2 separate regions of the Homo sapiens genome follow, and region 2 is linked to region 1. A link is a loop called in an ENCODE intact Hi-C map of the cell type or tissue named here. Cell type or tissue: Calu3. All regions are shown on one strand. Links, peaks and the distances in the headings refer to the core of each region. The heading gives the core; the rest is flanking DNA. Region 1 overlaps FSTL5 (follistatin like 5). Region 2 has its middle 700 kb from the start of FSTL5-AS1.

Region 1 (8,356 bases), core at 262-8,261:
AGTCTCCGGAAATTCAAGCTAATATTGAATGAAAAATATAGTAGGCCTAAACAAATAAAGTCCATAATTAACTTTAAAAAAAGAAAAATAGTGAGCTATCATGCCAAAAAAATAAAAGATATGAAGAAAACTGGAATGCATAAGAGAATTATCAGAGAATTATTCCATTTCAAAAAACATAACGAAAAATTTTAAAAAATCTAAAATTCAAACACATATAGTCAATGAAAGCAATTGAGAGGATTTTTCTCATTAAAGACTCAGTCAGTTGTTACTTTTGATAGCCAGCATTTCTGAGATAAATCACAATGTGTTTTACTAAAAATTACTCTTCACAGGATATTTTAGAAGACTATTTCCAGGAAACCTTTAAAGAAGGATCATAATATTTTATACTAAACTCAACACTGTTTTTATTTATTTATTTTTACTAGTCAAGTCATGAACTTGGAAAGAACTTTCCATATGAGGGAAATGGTGATTGTCCCATATGGCTTTGAAATCTGTTTCCTGTAAAGAAATGGAGTTTTAAGCCTCATCAGTTTTTAAACATAAAGGAAGTACTTGACATAGTGTAGTGAAAAAAAGTTATAGTCTCTCATTATTAATTCACAGATCAGCTGTTCAAGCAAAATTGTTTCTGAATTTATAGCAAGCTAAAAGAAGCATAAAAATTATTTCTTCCTTGTGGTCTCCATAAACAGCTTTAACAGGTACTAGGTAATAAGTGTAATATAAATGCCTTTCCAAATAGATAAGTGAAGCTGTGATTGGGTTGTATTATGCTGTAATGTGTTTTCGGTCCATAGGCCCATTCCAAAGCAACGCTGACTTCTTTTGTATTCTCTTTTCCTAAAGAAGAAATGTGATGCATTGTGGTATGATTTATCTCAGAAAAATAAAGCAAACTCCCTAGGGTATTTTGAAGAGTAGTACTTAGGTGTCCTGCAGGGAATGCTTAAAGCACTTGCTGTTTTTGTTGTTGCTGCACACAGTCTGCTAGAAGAAAGCAAGGGTTAGCGATACATACAGCCCTAAGGTCCAGCGTGGATGCTCAGGTTCTCTGAGATATGCTAGCACTTCCATGCTTTTAGTTCTCTTGGCACCATCATCACCTTCTCTATGATCATTCCAAAACTTCCTAGTTTCCGAGATATTCAAAGGTAATCAAAATAAGAAAATTGGTTCTGGACTTTTAAAAAGATTCTCACTAGCTCAGGAGAAAAAACTGTTTTTCTGTTCAGAAATATAATGACTCTCATTAAAATATCAATAGTAGTAATAGTAGACGCTCTTTACATCGAAAGACATTTTTTTAACACACACAGACACACACATTATTTTGTGCTAGGCAATCTACTGGGTACTTAATTTATAACATTTACAGTGTTCTAAACAATCCTTTACAACAGAAATTTATAGATATTAATAAAAAATGAAATACGGAAATTATGTAATGCCAACTATATTAGTCTGGCTTCTCTAAAGAAACAGAACCAATACCATATATACAATACCCTATATATATTATGACCTATATAATATACATAATAAATCTCTTCATATATTCATATATTCAATACATGAAAATATATATGCCGTATATAATATACATAGCACATATAAGGTATTGAATATATGAATATATAAAGAGATTTATTATAAGGTATTGGTTCATGCAATTATGAAGGCTGAAAAGTCCCACAATCTGCTGTCTGCAAGCTGGAGACTGAGAGAAGTTGGTGGTATAGTTTGAAGGCCTGAGAGCTAGAAAGCTGATGGTGTAGGTTCCAGCCATTTTCTAAAGATTTGAGAATCAAGAGCATTTACGGCAGTAGAAAACCAATGCCCCAGCTCATGCAGTCAGGCTGAAAGCAAATTTAAGCTCCCTCCTCCTTTTTGTTCTATTCAAGCCCTCAACAGATTGGACGATGCCCACCCACATTAGGGAGAGCCATCTGCCTCATCCAGTCCACCAATTCAAATGTGAATCTTTCAGAAACACTCTCACAGACATACCCAGAAATAATATTCAATCAGCTATCTGGGGATCCTGTGTTCCAGTCAAGTCAACACATAAAATTAAGCATCACAGGTCCACTCCTTTTCAACTTGGAACCCATGCACACCTCCTTAAACCCTAATCTCCAAATGAAGGCAATAACAAAGTTCCAGCTCACCTGATACAACTATCTTGTGTAGAACTGAAAATGTAGTAACCTTACACTAGAAGAAGAAATAATGTCTTTGATACACGCACATTATTTTGTGCTAGGCTATCTACTGAGTACTTTTTTTTTTTTTTTTGAGACAGTCTTTTGCTCTGTAGCCCAGGCTGGAGTGCAGTGGCGCGATCTTGGCTCACTGCAAGCTCCACCTCCCGGGTTCATGCCATTCTCTTGCCTCAGCCTCCTGAGTAGCTGGGACTACAGGTGCACACCACCACGCCCGGCTAATGTTTTTGTATTTTTAGTAGAGTTGGGTTTCACAGTGTTAGCCAGGATGGTCTCGATCTCCTGACCTCGTGATCCGCCTGCCTCGGCCTCCCAAAGTGCTGGGATTACAGGCATGAGCCACAGTGCCCAGCCTCTACTGAGTACTTTCTTTATAACATTTACACTGTCTGTAATAATCCTTTACAATAGAAATGTATAGATATTAATAGACAATGAAATATGAAAATTATGTAATGCCAACTATATTAATCTTGTTTCTCTAGAGAAACAGAACCAATACCATATATACATATTTATTTATTTATTTATATTTAATACCATACACATAATATATATGTTATGGCCTATATAATAGATATAATAAATCTCATGTATTTATATATTCAATATTCATATATTCAATACATGAAAATATATATGCTATCTATATAATATTATGTAGTAAGGCATATATATGGTATTGAATATATTCAATATGAATGGTATTCATATCCTCAATACATGGAAATATATATGCCATATAAATAATATTGCATATACAGCATATATATGGTATTGAATATATGACTATATGAAGAGATTTATTATCAGGTATTGGCTTTTACTCTTCCCCTTGATATTCTTTAACTCAAATACTGTGATATAAAATTGACAACACTTAAATACTTAATATTATAATAAAGTCAATATATCTTATGTTGCATGGTAAGGAAATAAGAGAGGAAAGAAAACAACCCTCTCTTTAAATCAAAAGATACTTAAAGATATTTGCTTAACATACACACACACTGACACACATGCACACCTTACATACAGGCACATTTTCTTAACAAACTAAGGAGGAGATACTTATGACAATTGCTAGTCCTTGTTTTTGTAACTGGTCACATGGCCGTAGCTAGTATTTATAACTACCTTCTTCCACTACTCATTCTGTATCCCCTTTTCCTTCAGTAAGCACCTTAGCTGGTTGTGGTTCTTTACCTGGTGGGGTTACCCAAACTTTGGTTCCTGGAGAGTCTATATCATTAGTAGTCCTATCAGGAATAAATTGTAGTTTTCTGTTGACCTTAATCATAGGCTACTGTAATACTAAGAGACGCCCCAAGGGGCCCTCTTTGTTCCAGACATATTCTTTCTTACCTCCATTGCAGAGCAGCAGTTTCCTGTTGGTGATCAAACTCAATTACCCCAGCCAGCACCATAACTCTCTTCTTTGCCTGTTGATTCAGAGGCATGAGGAACTCAAACTGGCCTTGTGACAGTTTTAACTTCCTCTTCAGCTGAATGGTTATTGTGTCTTCTGGTGGAAGCATTCCTCCCTCTGCAATTAAGACCTCTAGGCCAGCAGAACATAAAGTTGCAGAAATAGGAAATTCTGCTAATAGGTCACTGGTATAACAGTGACTGGGGCCACTCCAATTTCCACCCTTTGATTCCTGAACCTATGAATCTCATCTTTATAGTTAGGAGATGAGTTTGGAGAGACAGGGCCAGTTGCAATTTATTCTGAGTGAGGTGAATGCCATTGGAAGTTTTGACCAGAGATGTGATAGAATCTAATTTTCATTAGAAAAGTGTCATTACTGGTTGTGGAGATTAGATTCTCAGAACAAGGGGGTTGGCAAACTGTAAGGTAATGTGGAAGTCGAAATCTAAGGACAAGACCTCAGGACAGACATTCCTTAAGGACATGGTAGTCAGAAACAGTATTCAGAAACTTACCTCTTTTCTTTAGGAGTATTTTCTTCCTTTTTTCTTTCTTTATTGGCTGGTGCTTTGCCTGCTTATCCCACTACATTTTTTTAATGTCCTTATTTTTAAAATGCTATGCAAAAATACATATGTAATTGGTAGGAAAATCATGTTTGTTGCAACTATTTGGCAAATATGTATGGTTTAGACAGAAGAAAAATGACTTAAATGATTACAAAGGCTGGGCAAATAATAAAGAGGACATAAACTATGAAAAAATATGACTAGTGCCAGAAGAGAGACTATGGCTTCAATGCCATTGGTAAAAAACAGCAACTGAAGTTCTTCAGTCTGTCCTTCTTTTAAGGGAGTATGTGTGTATTATAGGTTATCCTGGAAGCTCTACATGAAATAGATTGAAATGTGATTGAGAAGTGTGTTTAAGATGTTTAGGAAGCTGTTTTGGGAATAATGCATGAGATGATGAGTGACTCTTATATTAAAGCTCTGTGTTAGAGACTACAAGTACTGCAGATGGGCTAACCGAAGACTTATATCTCAAGGAGCTTAAAAACAAGAATGAAATACATCTTTGCTATACACATTTCACTTGTATAATGCAAGGCAGCTTGTATTTGATATTACAGACTATGTTGCCTATTTTGTTCCCAACATTTGGATGGGTTTTGTCCTGTCTTTATCTGACTAATATTTTTCAGTACAGTAAGTCCTTACCATCATTAATAGGTTCTTGGAAATTGTGACTTTAAACTAAATAACATATAAACTAATGACATAAACCCAGTTTTACCATAGACAAAGTAATATGAACATCACCAGTCTTCTAAATAAAAACCCAAGACACTTTTAATAATAAATATTTTGTATTAAATGTGAGCTATACATAAAGATTAATAGAAAATAGCAATATAATTATTTTATTTATCAAACTTTTGGTGAATTAGTGAGTGATCACTGTCGTAATGGTGGTGGTTTAAATCAAGAAATAAATATTTGCAGATCAAAAATTATAAGGAGCACCACTTCCCACCTTGCAGTCAAAAACAAGCAGTAACAAATAAGGTGGGCTCGCTGAGTGCTTTTGTACTGTATCATTTATTGTCATGCATTTGTATGATTATCATCTGTTTTACAAATTTTTGTTTGTCAGTAATTTATATTCATTCATTTATTTATTTTCTAACGCACTAATTCAAGTTCAGGGTCATGGCGGACAGAGATTATCCTGGCAGCTTGGAGTGCAAGGGAGGAACCAGCCATGGACAGGATGCCATCCCATAGCAGGGCACACTCACACACATTCACCCACACTCACACTTAGACTGGTGCCATGTAAACACACCAATGAACTTAATGTACGCATCATTGGGCTGCAGGAGGAAAACAGATGAATTGAGCTAAACCCACCCAGACATTGGGAGCACTTGTAAGCTTCACATAGTCAGTAGTCCTGGCTGGGAATTGATTTTTTTTCTCATCAATCTTATAATGAAACGATGTTGAACTAAACAACCTTGTTGAAGGACCTGCTGTACTTAATTTCCTCCAGAAAGACTTTCATAATCTCCATCAGTCTGTGTAAATTGTTCATTTTCCAATGGAACTTCATGACTAATCCTAACACCAAGTACATGGTGCCAAAGTAATTTATGTATCCATTAGCATCTCTTTTAAGTGTTTATTTAACAAACAAACGTGGAAGTATGTGCAAGATGCTGTTCTATTTGTGTTATGTGATTTAACTAATTTCCTTTGCACAAGACCCCCATGAGTAAATGTTATTTATATTCGTATCTTACAGATGAGGAAACTAGATCCCTGAGGGATACGTAGTATTTGGTAGGATTTGAAGGCAGGTAACCTGGCCCCCGGGCCCAAATCTTAATTCTTAATCAACTGTAAATTCCTCAAGTATAATGACATTTCACATACAATACCTATTTCTAGTATCTAGGCTGGTTTTTAAACAGCACACTATGAAAAGAGGAAATTGTAAATGCCAGGAAAGAATAAAGCATGTTAAATAAAATAGCAACTCTATAAATTTAGCTGAAATGTAAGGTGACATTACTGCAAATTAGAATGAAATAATACATACAAATCATTTTATGAATGGCGTGATTAAAAGAGGGAGTAGTGCACTCAGGTTGCATTAACAGGAAGAGTTATTGGTTGTTGTGCAAAATTAGCTAGAGTTAAAGCAAACAAACAAAAACAGTTAAATATCTATTTCATATGCTACTTCAGAATTAGGCTACTGTTGAAGCATAAAATAGCGTTATTTCTGCTTGTTAAATAAGCAACATAAAAAGAGACTGTTGAATGCAGAGATTTTAGTATAGCATACTGCATATGTGACTTTAAACTAAATAACATATAAACTAATGACATAAACCCAGTTTTACCATAGACAAATTAATATAAATATCACCAGTCTTCTAAATAAAAACCCAAGACACTTTTAATAATAAACATTGTATTAAATGTGAGCTATATGTAAAGATTAATAGAAAAGAGATAGGTAGAGATGAGCTTCTTTTAGAATATAGTCAATTTATTTACACAGAGTAGAAATTGCATCAATAATGGGTAATGGTTTCATGAAGAATCTTTCTTTTTTTTTTTTTTTTTGAGATGGAGTCTCGCTCTGTCACCCAGGCTGGAGTGTGGTGGCATGATCTTGGCTTACTGCAAGCTCCACCTCCCGGGTTCATGCCATTCTCCTCCCTCAGCCTCCCGAGTAGCTGGGACTACAGGCGCCCGCCACCACACCCGGCTAATTTTTTGTTATTTTTTGTAGAGATGGGGTTTTACCATGTTAGCCAGGATGGTCTCCATCTCCTGATCTTGTGATCCCCCCACCTGGGCCTCCCAAAGTGCTGGGATCACAGGTGTGAGCCACCACGCCTGGCCCATGCAGAGTATTTTTTAAACTTACAGAAATTAATTCAGAAAAATGTGCTGGTGGATTAACACATTGTATGTATCTGAAGCTCTCATGATGACAGAGCAAGTAATGATTTTATTCATATTTAAAATAAAATAGCCAAATAGTAGGGAAAGAAAATCTTGCATAGACATAAACACAACAAACAGAAAAAGCTTGTGAAAGATATATTATGACTATTTTAAAGTTGTTAATGGCACAAATAAATTAAAGAAGTTGAATGAAAGGTCATTGGCTCTGTCAGTTGTCTAAACTGAATTGTTTATTCTGATGAGCCATGGCAATCTGACAATACATTTAACCTTTCATACTCATCAGAGAAAAAGAACAGCATTTGGTGACCCTTCTATCACATGGAGCTTTTTAATTTTTCTCTTGGGATAATAACGACAAAATTATGTGTTGCAGTAGATCATTGTGCTTTAGGGAAAACACTTGCCATTCCATCTATATAGGTTGATGAATTGGCCTCAAAAAGCTCATCAACGAATAAAGATGTGGAATTAGAGTAAACATTGTCTTATGTATTGACTATGCTGAAATATTTCTCCATATGGCATTTTAAAAAATCTGAGTGCTGTGAATAAAGAAATGATCTGCGCAGGCTATCATCACTCACTTACCCGTTGTAGACATAAATTAAAGAACAATGTCAAATAGCAGCTGGTGCTTTGAAATGATATATATATATATATATATATATATATCCCCTATATGTATGATATATATATGTGTATATATATCATATATATATCCCCTATATGTATGATATATATGTGTATATATATCATACATATATATATCTCCCATATATATATATGTTCTCTCTCTCTCTCTTTCTCTCTCTTTCTCTCTCTCTCTCTCTATATATATATGTATCCCCTATAATACAACATATCTCTTTTTGAGTAGGTAAAAGATGAGAAATTATTTTAAAGCCAAAGCAGCTAAGTGGGGCTCAAAAGTGAAGAGACGGCCGAGCGTGGTGACTCACGCCTGAAATCCCAGCACTTTGGGAGGTTGATGCGGGTGGATCACCTGAGGTTAGGAGTTCGAGACCAGCCTGGCCAACATGGTGAAACACCATCTCTACAAATCTACAAAAATTATCCAGGCATGATGGTGGGTGCCTGTAACCCAAGCCACTCAGGAAGCTGAGGCAAGAGAATCACTTGAACCCGGGAGGCAGAGGTTGCAGTGAGCAGAGATTGCATCATTGCACTCCAGCCTGGGCGAC
Region 2 (8,356 bases), core at 323-8,322, 98 kb after region 1:
GTATAGTGAATGGATTCAGGCTCTTATTAAGACAATAGCTTCCTTAAAACGGAAAAGTTTGCCTTCCTTTTTTGCCTCTCCCTCTCTTTCACACTGTTTTGCTCTTCTGCCCTCTACTATGAAACAATGAGTCAAGAAGGCCCTTGCCAAGTGGCAGCCCCTTTATCTGAGAATTCCAAACCTCTAAAATGTCAGCTAATATATTTCTATTCATTGTAATTTACTTAGTTTCAGGTATTCTGTTATGGCAGCACAAAAGGGACTAAAAACATTGCCTCTCACTGAAACCCTCTCTCAAAAATCTTTGCATGGTAGAAGTTAATCTATTGTCAAGTAGCTCAAAAGTTATCTCTTTCATAATATATTTTCAGAGATTTCAATCTTATTTGATCTGAGTTTTCTGTGTTATCAGTACAAATTATAGGAGATGCTATAGATTATAAACACGCTCAATATAAATGTATTTTACTAAGTGTGCTGTTCCCATATCTATCTTCTGCTACAATGGAAGCTTCTTGAGTACAGGTCTAATTTGGTTGGGTTTCCCTCTCTCCAATAATTTCTCATATAGGTATATATATTTGGGAGTAAAACAGTTATATAATGTATTCAGTACAGAATAATATGTATCCTCACTTAAAGTGATATTCATACCATCTCAGGAAAGACAACACTAAATATGAAAATAAAAACAACCATAATAATGAAAATGCTGAATGTTATTAACAAAGTCACAGATTCAAGAAACAAATATATGGAGGGTGTCCATCAGCAAAAAAGTAGACTTTAGAATGGGAAGAAATTGTCATGATGATATTATTTCACTCAACTCCACTAGCGCTCGCTGTCACTTGAAAAATGAGATTCAGCAAAGAAGAAAGTCCTCAACAAAATCACTCAACATGGTTAGCCCTTGGACCTATGTCTTTTCATTCTACACTGATTTTTTTTCTATTATACGAAATCAAGTTTGAGAGAAGACATAAAAGAACTATTACTCTATAGCTTATGTAGTAAATAATAGCTGGTGCCCAAATGAAAAATGAATGTTTACAACATTGGTAAGGAAAACATTAGTGGATGAATATTTAATAGTAGTTTATTAATTTATAATAGGGCTATTCGGGCATCATTTTAACTTCAGAATTTAGCAATATCTTATAAATACAAAATTTATAATTGTAACACAAAAATTGATGTATTATTATTCTAAATGTAATACAGTCATCTTTAAAATGTGTGGTATATTTCCGAATGTATAATTCAAAGACAGAAAGAATTGGAAAGAAATTTTGTAGTGAAAAGTAAGAAAACTATATTGATGATTGTAGTTCTCAAAGCAATAAGTTTCAATTATTATGCCTTGAAGTTAAATATGAACAAAGTACAAAGTGTGACATACAGCTTTCTAACTTCCATATTTTATTTTAAAATATAGTAAACATTCATAATATTCATACTTTATACTAGTTTTTAAAGCTACAATAGTTATTTGCTGAATCTCATATAATCCTGCAATCTTATATAATCAGACACAGTGTTTATATACTATCATTTCTAAAAATTGGACTTACTAAAAATGTGCAAATTATAGGTAACTCTACTGATGAGATATAAATAGTTATCTATCTTCCATATAGAGATCTCTTGTCATTCATGAGAAATAGAGGTTATAGAAATTTCCATGAAAGATAGAACTGAGAAATGTCATTATTTAAGTACATATTATAGATGGAGGATCCCCAAACACAGAAATACAGTACTTGAAAAGCATATTTTGATAATATTATATATATAATGATGACTACTAAAGAAATAAATAAGTTGAGAAATATTGTAGGACCACATAAAATAAATAAACGTTAATAGTAAAACCTTTCTCCAGTATTTTGAAAGAGAGCATTCAGACAATGACAGAGTCAGTACAGTTCTGCCTAAACTATCTGAAAATATTAATATAGCCACATTACATAGGATATATTGTATTTAAACTCTTAAATAAGTTTTCACAGTGATATTAAATAGATCTGTGTATGATAAGACAAAATTAATTGATGTACTAAGCATAATTTCAGTGCTGTGTGTGGATAGTTTATTTCATGACATATAATTCAAATATGTATAAGACTATTTTTACTTTCCTTTAATTACTAGATTTCAAATCAAAATACTTGTTAGCATTTGCTGCAATGGAAAGTTCACTATTTTTCTCCATTCCCTTAATGTCTTTTAATATGAGGATTTTATAAACATATATACTGTACCACCACATTTACCAAGTGTCTTAACCTGTTCCTGATGCTATAACAGAATACCACAGAATTTATAATTTATAAATAGTAGAAATTTATTTATCCATCTCTGGAGGCTACGAAGTACAAGATCAAGGCACCAGTAGATTCTATGTCTGACGAGGGCTACTCTTTACTTCCAAGATTGTACATTCCTGCTGCTTCTTCACATGGCAGAAGAGATGGGAGGTCCAGCAGTTCTCCAAACCCTCTTTTTAATGGCATTAATTCCATTTTTGAGGTCAGAGCCAAGAGACCACACTTGCCAAGAGACCCCACCTCTTAAAACTATCACCTTGAAGTTTAAGTTCCAGCATATGAATTTTGCAGAAACACATTCAAACCATAATACCAAGTATATCTAGTCAGTAGCCTTGTTCATTTTAATTCTCATCTCACAGGATAGAAAGAAAAAAAATCCTGCACTTCCATTGATTTGCCCTGGAAGCTATTATATGTAAAAATAAACAAATCCACATCACAGTCATAGTAGATCATCCTGAACTAGAGTTTAAGAGATAACATGGATGCTGGTTGGAATGGTACAGTGTGGGTGGTAAAGCTAGCATATTTCAGGGCTGATAGTAGTAAATAACATTCGCTGGTGATATTTAATGTCTCCAGCAGTACAACTGCAAATAGTTAGGAATAATTTTATACTGCTACATTTTAAAAGCTGTGTTTTGGTAATCTTTGATATTTTCAATGATTTAAGGACAGAGGAATGAGTAATACAGTATTAAATTTAGACGCAAACTATTTCAGTTACATGCATTTATAATGTTGATTTTGAGCATGTCAAAAATATTGCTTTACAACATAACATATTGTGGTAAGTTTTTACGTTGTTCTCTATGCCCTTGGTGTACCCATTTCTGGTGCATATTTATTTTCAGTCAAGATCAATTTCTGAGTTTCAGAGAAGCTATAAAATAATTCTGCTTAGCACTTCCACAGTACTAATATGTAATTCTTCTTAATACATCCAAAACTTAATTCCAACTTCTATTTTCTCTAATTCAATAAGTAACATCATGCCAGAAGCCAGAAGATCTTAATTAGTTACATCCCATTGTGAGCATATTTATCCATCAATCATGAAATGAATAACCTTATCCTATTGATATTTCCTCCAACTCTTGAATATGGCTGCTTTTCTTTTTATCAAATATTCTTATCTTACTTCAGACACAAATTCTCCTGCATACAAACTTTTCACATTTTTTTTGTATCCTGAATTCAGACTCAATTCATTGTGTTTGTTTATTCAGGCTGCAGTAACAGAATACCATTGTCTGAGTCAATTATAAACAAAAGAAACTTATTTCTCAAAGTTCTGGGAGGCTGGGAAGTCCAAGATCAAGGTGCTAGCAGATTGATTATCTGCTGAAGGCCAGCTTCCTGGTCCCTAAAGGCCATCTTTTTTTCGCTGTGTCCTCACAGAGTGGGAGCAGCAGGGAAACTCTCTGGAGTTTCTTTTATAAGGGCACTAGACTGATCTAATCACATTCCAAAAGCCCTGCCTCCAAATACATCCCATTGAGTGTTAGGATTTCAACATAAGAATTTGGGAGAGACCTAAGCATTCAGTCTATAACACACATTTTGATCCACTGCAAAATAGGTTTACTATGTCCTGGTTTCTGGCTTGTCTGAGTTCAGTGAGACAGACACACTCACATGCAACAAGTTATATGAAGCCTGTTTATTTCTTACAGATAGGGCTGTAAGGGACAAAATCATCTTAGGATCCATTGTGAGCTGGTCCCCCAAGGCTCCAGAAACATTCCCAGTGTAAATAGAGTTTGTCACACGTATTGCATATGACACTCCAGCCATAGATGCTCAATCTCCACCAGTGTCCAGCAGTGAGCAAGGAGTTAATTTTCAAAAGGGGTATATCTTCTGGCTGCCTCAGGCAATTTATGTGTTTAAATTCAAGAGGCTTGTGCACCCCACTGGAAGTTTTGTGTTGCCACAGACTCTAACCTGCAGGCATGGAGATTGCAGACATCTGTAATTTTATTGGGTTAGCAGCCTCTAAAATTTTAAAGGTAGTACTGGAACCACGACTTGTTGAATGCTTTCAAGACATGCTGCTGCAAAGAGCCTCATCCAAAGTTGGTGGTGTTGCTGGTAATCCTGACAAAAGGGACAAAAGGAACACTCAAGTGAAGTATATGCTGGGGCCAGTACCCAAAGGGGCTTTCCAGCTGTAGGACCTCCCTTTTATTAGTGAATGCTGCCAGAGTTAGCCATAGTTAAACATTTTATTTGATTGTATCTGGAAGATTTTTGGCTTCCCATCCACATAGCCTTGGCATTCAGTCTGAAACAATCCATTGTCAGTCTCCACGACCTGAAGACCTTTTTGACTAGCCAAAGTGTGCTGTTATGCTATGACAGAGTAATTTGTATCGAGTCCCGAGTTAACAAAGTAATGTCTTTTTCTCCACTTAATATGCAGTACTACTTTTGTTGAATAACCCTTTGAGTAATTTAGATAGAAGACAGGAGTGGATTTTTTCCCTGCTGTTACGACTCAAATTCTTACTTGTTAGGGGGCATTCAGGCGGCAGTGATGTTCTGTGCCACCAGTAGCCAAAATGTCAATGCTGATAATGCACTCAGCAGTGGGAACACATGGTCATTGTCACCTGAAATGGCCTAAAGGGCTCCACCTGCTGGCAGATAAGGACCACAAGGCAGTAAATATCATGGGTCGCATGTTCGTCCCAAAACCTCCAGATGTCATCATTTAATTTTTTCTCAAAGGGGACCTAGTATAGTGTCATATGGATTCCCATGTATAAGAACCACAGAAAAGTCTCAATTTCTCTCCTTTTCCCTTTTCCCTTGACAAGAATATATGGTCCCCACCAGGGATGGGGTTCATGGAAGACAATTTTTCTACAGACTGGAGCGGGGGAGATTGTTTTGGGATAATTAAACACATTACATTTATTATGCACTTTATTTTTATTATTACCTCATTGATTGGCTGTGTCCACACCCAAATCTCATCTTGGATTGTAGCTACCATAATTCTCTCCTGTTGTGGGAGGGATGCAGTGGGAGATAATTGAATCATGGGAGAAGTTCCCCCCATACCATTCTTGTAATAGTGAATAAGTATCATAAGATCTGATGGTTTTATAAGGGGAAACCTCTTTCTTTTGGTTCTCATTCTCTCCTCTCGTCTGCCACCGTGTGAGATGTGCCTTTCGCCTTCTGCGATGATTGTGAGACCTCCCTAACCACGTGGAAATGTAAGTCCATTAAACCTCTTTCTTTTGTAAATTGCCCAGTCTTGGTTATATCTTTATTAGCAGCTTGAAGACAGAGGAATACACTTGCAATATATAATGAGATAATTATGTAACTCACCATAATGTAGGTTCAGTGGAAGCCCTGAGCTTGTTTTCCCATAACTAGATGGTCCCATCTGGGGGTGATGGGAGACAGTGACAGATACTCAGGCATTAGATCCTTATGAGGAATCTGCAATCTCCCTCACACATACAAATCACAACAGGGTTCACACTCCTATGAGAATCTAATTCTGCTGCTGATCTGATAGGAGACAGACTTTAAGGCGGTAATGCAAGCAGTGGGGAGCAGGCATAAAGTTGAACTTTTGCTCACTCACCTGCCGCTCTCTCACTTCCTGCTGTGTGGCCCAGTTTCTAACAGGCCATGGAACAGTTCCTGGCCCAGGGACTGGGGACCCCTGGTATAGCCTATTGCTCCTAGGCTGCAAATCGGTACAGCATGTTACTGTACTCAATACTGTAGGCAATTGTAACACAGAGGGAAGTATTTGTGCATCCAAACATATCTAAACAGAAAAGGTACAGTAAAAATATGGTATAAAAGATTGAAAATGGTAAACTTGTATAGGGCACTTTCTGTGAATAGAGCTTGTAGGACTAGAAGTTGCTGTGGATATGTCAGTGAGTAAGTGGAGAGTAAGTGTGAAGGCCTAGGACATCACTGTGCACTACTGCAGACTTTAAAACACTGGACACTTAGTTTGTATTAAATTAATGAACAATAGTTTTTCCTTTCTTCAATAATAAATTAACCTTCACTGACTGTAACATTTCCTTTACTTCATACACTTTTTAAGTTTTTTAAATTTTTGACTGTTCTTGTAACACTTAGCTTAAAACATAATCACATAAAAGCAATGGCAACAAAAGCAAAAATTGAGAAATGGGATCTAATTAAACTAAAGAGCTTCTGCACAGCAAAAGAAACTACCATCAGAGTGAACAGGCAACCTACAGAATGGGAGAAAATTTTTGCAATCTACTCATCTGACAAAGGGCTAATATCCAGAATCTACAATGAATTCAAACAAATTTACCAGAAAAAAACAAACAACCCCATCAAAAAGCGGGCAAAGGATATGAACAGACACTTCTCAAAAGAAGACATTTATACAGCCAAAAGACACATGAAAAAATGCTCATCATCACTGGCCATCAGAGAAATGCAAATCAAAACCACAATAAGATACCATCTCACACCAGTTAGAATGGCAATCATTAAAAAGTCAGGAAACAACAGGTGCTGGAGAGGATGTGGAGAAATAGGAACACTTTTACACTGTTGGTGGGACTGTAAACTAGTTCAACCATTGTGGAAGTCAGTGTGGCGATTCCTCAGGGACCTAGAACTAGAAATACCATTTGACCCAGCCATCCCATTACTGGGTGTATACCCAAAGGATTATAAATCATGCTGCTATAAAGACACATGCACACGTATGTTTATTGCGGCATTATTCACAATAGCAAAGACTTGGAACAAACCCAAATGTCCAACAATGATAGGCTGGATTAAGAAAATGTGGCACATATACACCATGGAATACTATGCAGCCATGAAAATGATGAGTTCATGTCCTTTGTAGGGACATGGATGAAGCTGGAAACCATCATTCTCAGCAAACTATCGCAAGGACAAAAAAACAAACACCGCGTGTTCTCACTCATAGGTGGGAATTGAACAATGAGAACACATGGACACAGGAAGGGGAACATCACACACCAGGGCCTGTTGTGAGGTGGGGGATGGGGGAGGGATAAAATTAGGAGATATACCTAATGTTAAATGACGAGTTAATGGGTGCAGCACACCAACGTGGCACATGTATACATATGTAACAAACCTGCACATTGTGCACGTGTACCCTAAAACTTAAAGTATAATAAAAAAAAAACATAATCACATTGTATATTGTACAGCTATACAAAAAGATTTTCTCCCTTTATATCCTTATTCTGTAAGTTTTTTTCTATTTTTAATCTTGTTTTTTTAGTTTTTTGTTAAAACTAAGACACATTAGCTTAGGCCTCCACAGGGTCAGGATCATCAATATCACTGTCTTCGCCTCCACATCTCACTCCACTGGAAGGTCTACTTGCCCCACTGGCAGTAACACCCATGGAGCTGTCTTCTCCTTCTTTTGGAATGCCTCCTGAATGACCTGCCTGAGGGTCTATTACTATAATATTTTCTTTAAAAAATAATTAGGAGTATACTAAAAAAAAAATTAAAAAGCATTGCATCACAAGTAAGTAAACCAGCAACATTGTCATTTATTATCAATACCAACAGTACATAATTTTATGTGCCATACTCTTTTTTTGAGATGGAGTTTTGCTCTTGTCGCCCAGGCTGGAGTTGCAATGGTGCGATCTCGACTCACTGCAACCTCCGCCTCCCAGGTTCAAGCAATTCTCCTGCCTCAGCCTCTTGAGTAGCTGGGATTACAGATGCCCGCCACCTGGCCTGACTAATTTGTTTTTCTTTTTGTATTTTTAATACAGACCAGATTTCACCATGTTGGCCAGGCTGGTCTCGAACTCCTAACCTCAGGTGATCTGCCCGCCTCAGCCTCCTAAAGTGCTGGGATTACAGGCGTGAACCACCATGCCTGACTATGTGCTATACTTTTATACAACCGGCAGCACAGTAGGTTTGTTTACACCAGCATCATTACAAATGTGTGATAATGTATTGCACTATGATGATATTATGATGGCTATGATGTCATC

What was found. Peaks named below come from ENCODE experiments on the same cell type or tissue, not always from the same donor. Only the 100,000 strongest peaks of a DNase experiment are listed, where the experiment ranks them.
Region 2: a loop joins it to region 1, with 3 times the contacts of the local background. A loop is called at or near these places in 5 of 110 quality-filtered maps.

The regions. Positions count from the first base shown.
Region 1 is chr4:161,415,292-161,423,647 of GRCh38, reverse strand. The region is part of intron 15 of FSTL5 (follistatin like 5); the gene reads left to right. Among named protein-coding and RNA genes, the nearest start is that of FSTL5-AS1, 600 kb to the left of the region's middle. In Calu3, for the core only: no CTCF peak of the experiment used is centred there; a DNase peak (open chromatin) is centred at 3,567.
Region 2 is chr4:161,317,193-161,325,548 of GRCh38, reverse strand. No RefSeq gene overlaps it. Among named protein-coding and RNA genes, the nearest start is that of FSTL5-AS1, 700 kb to the left of the region's middle. In Calu3, for the core only: a CTCF peak has its summit at 4,924 (motif pointing left); a DNase peak (open chromatin) is centred at 4,948.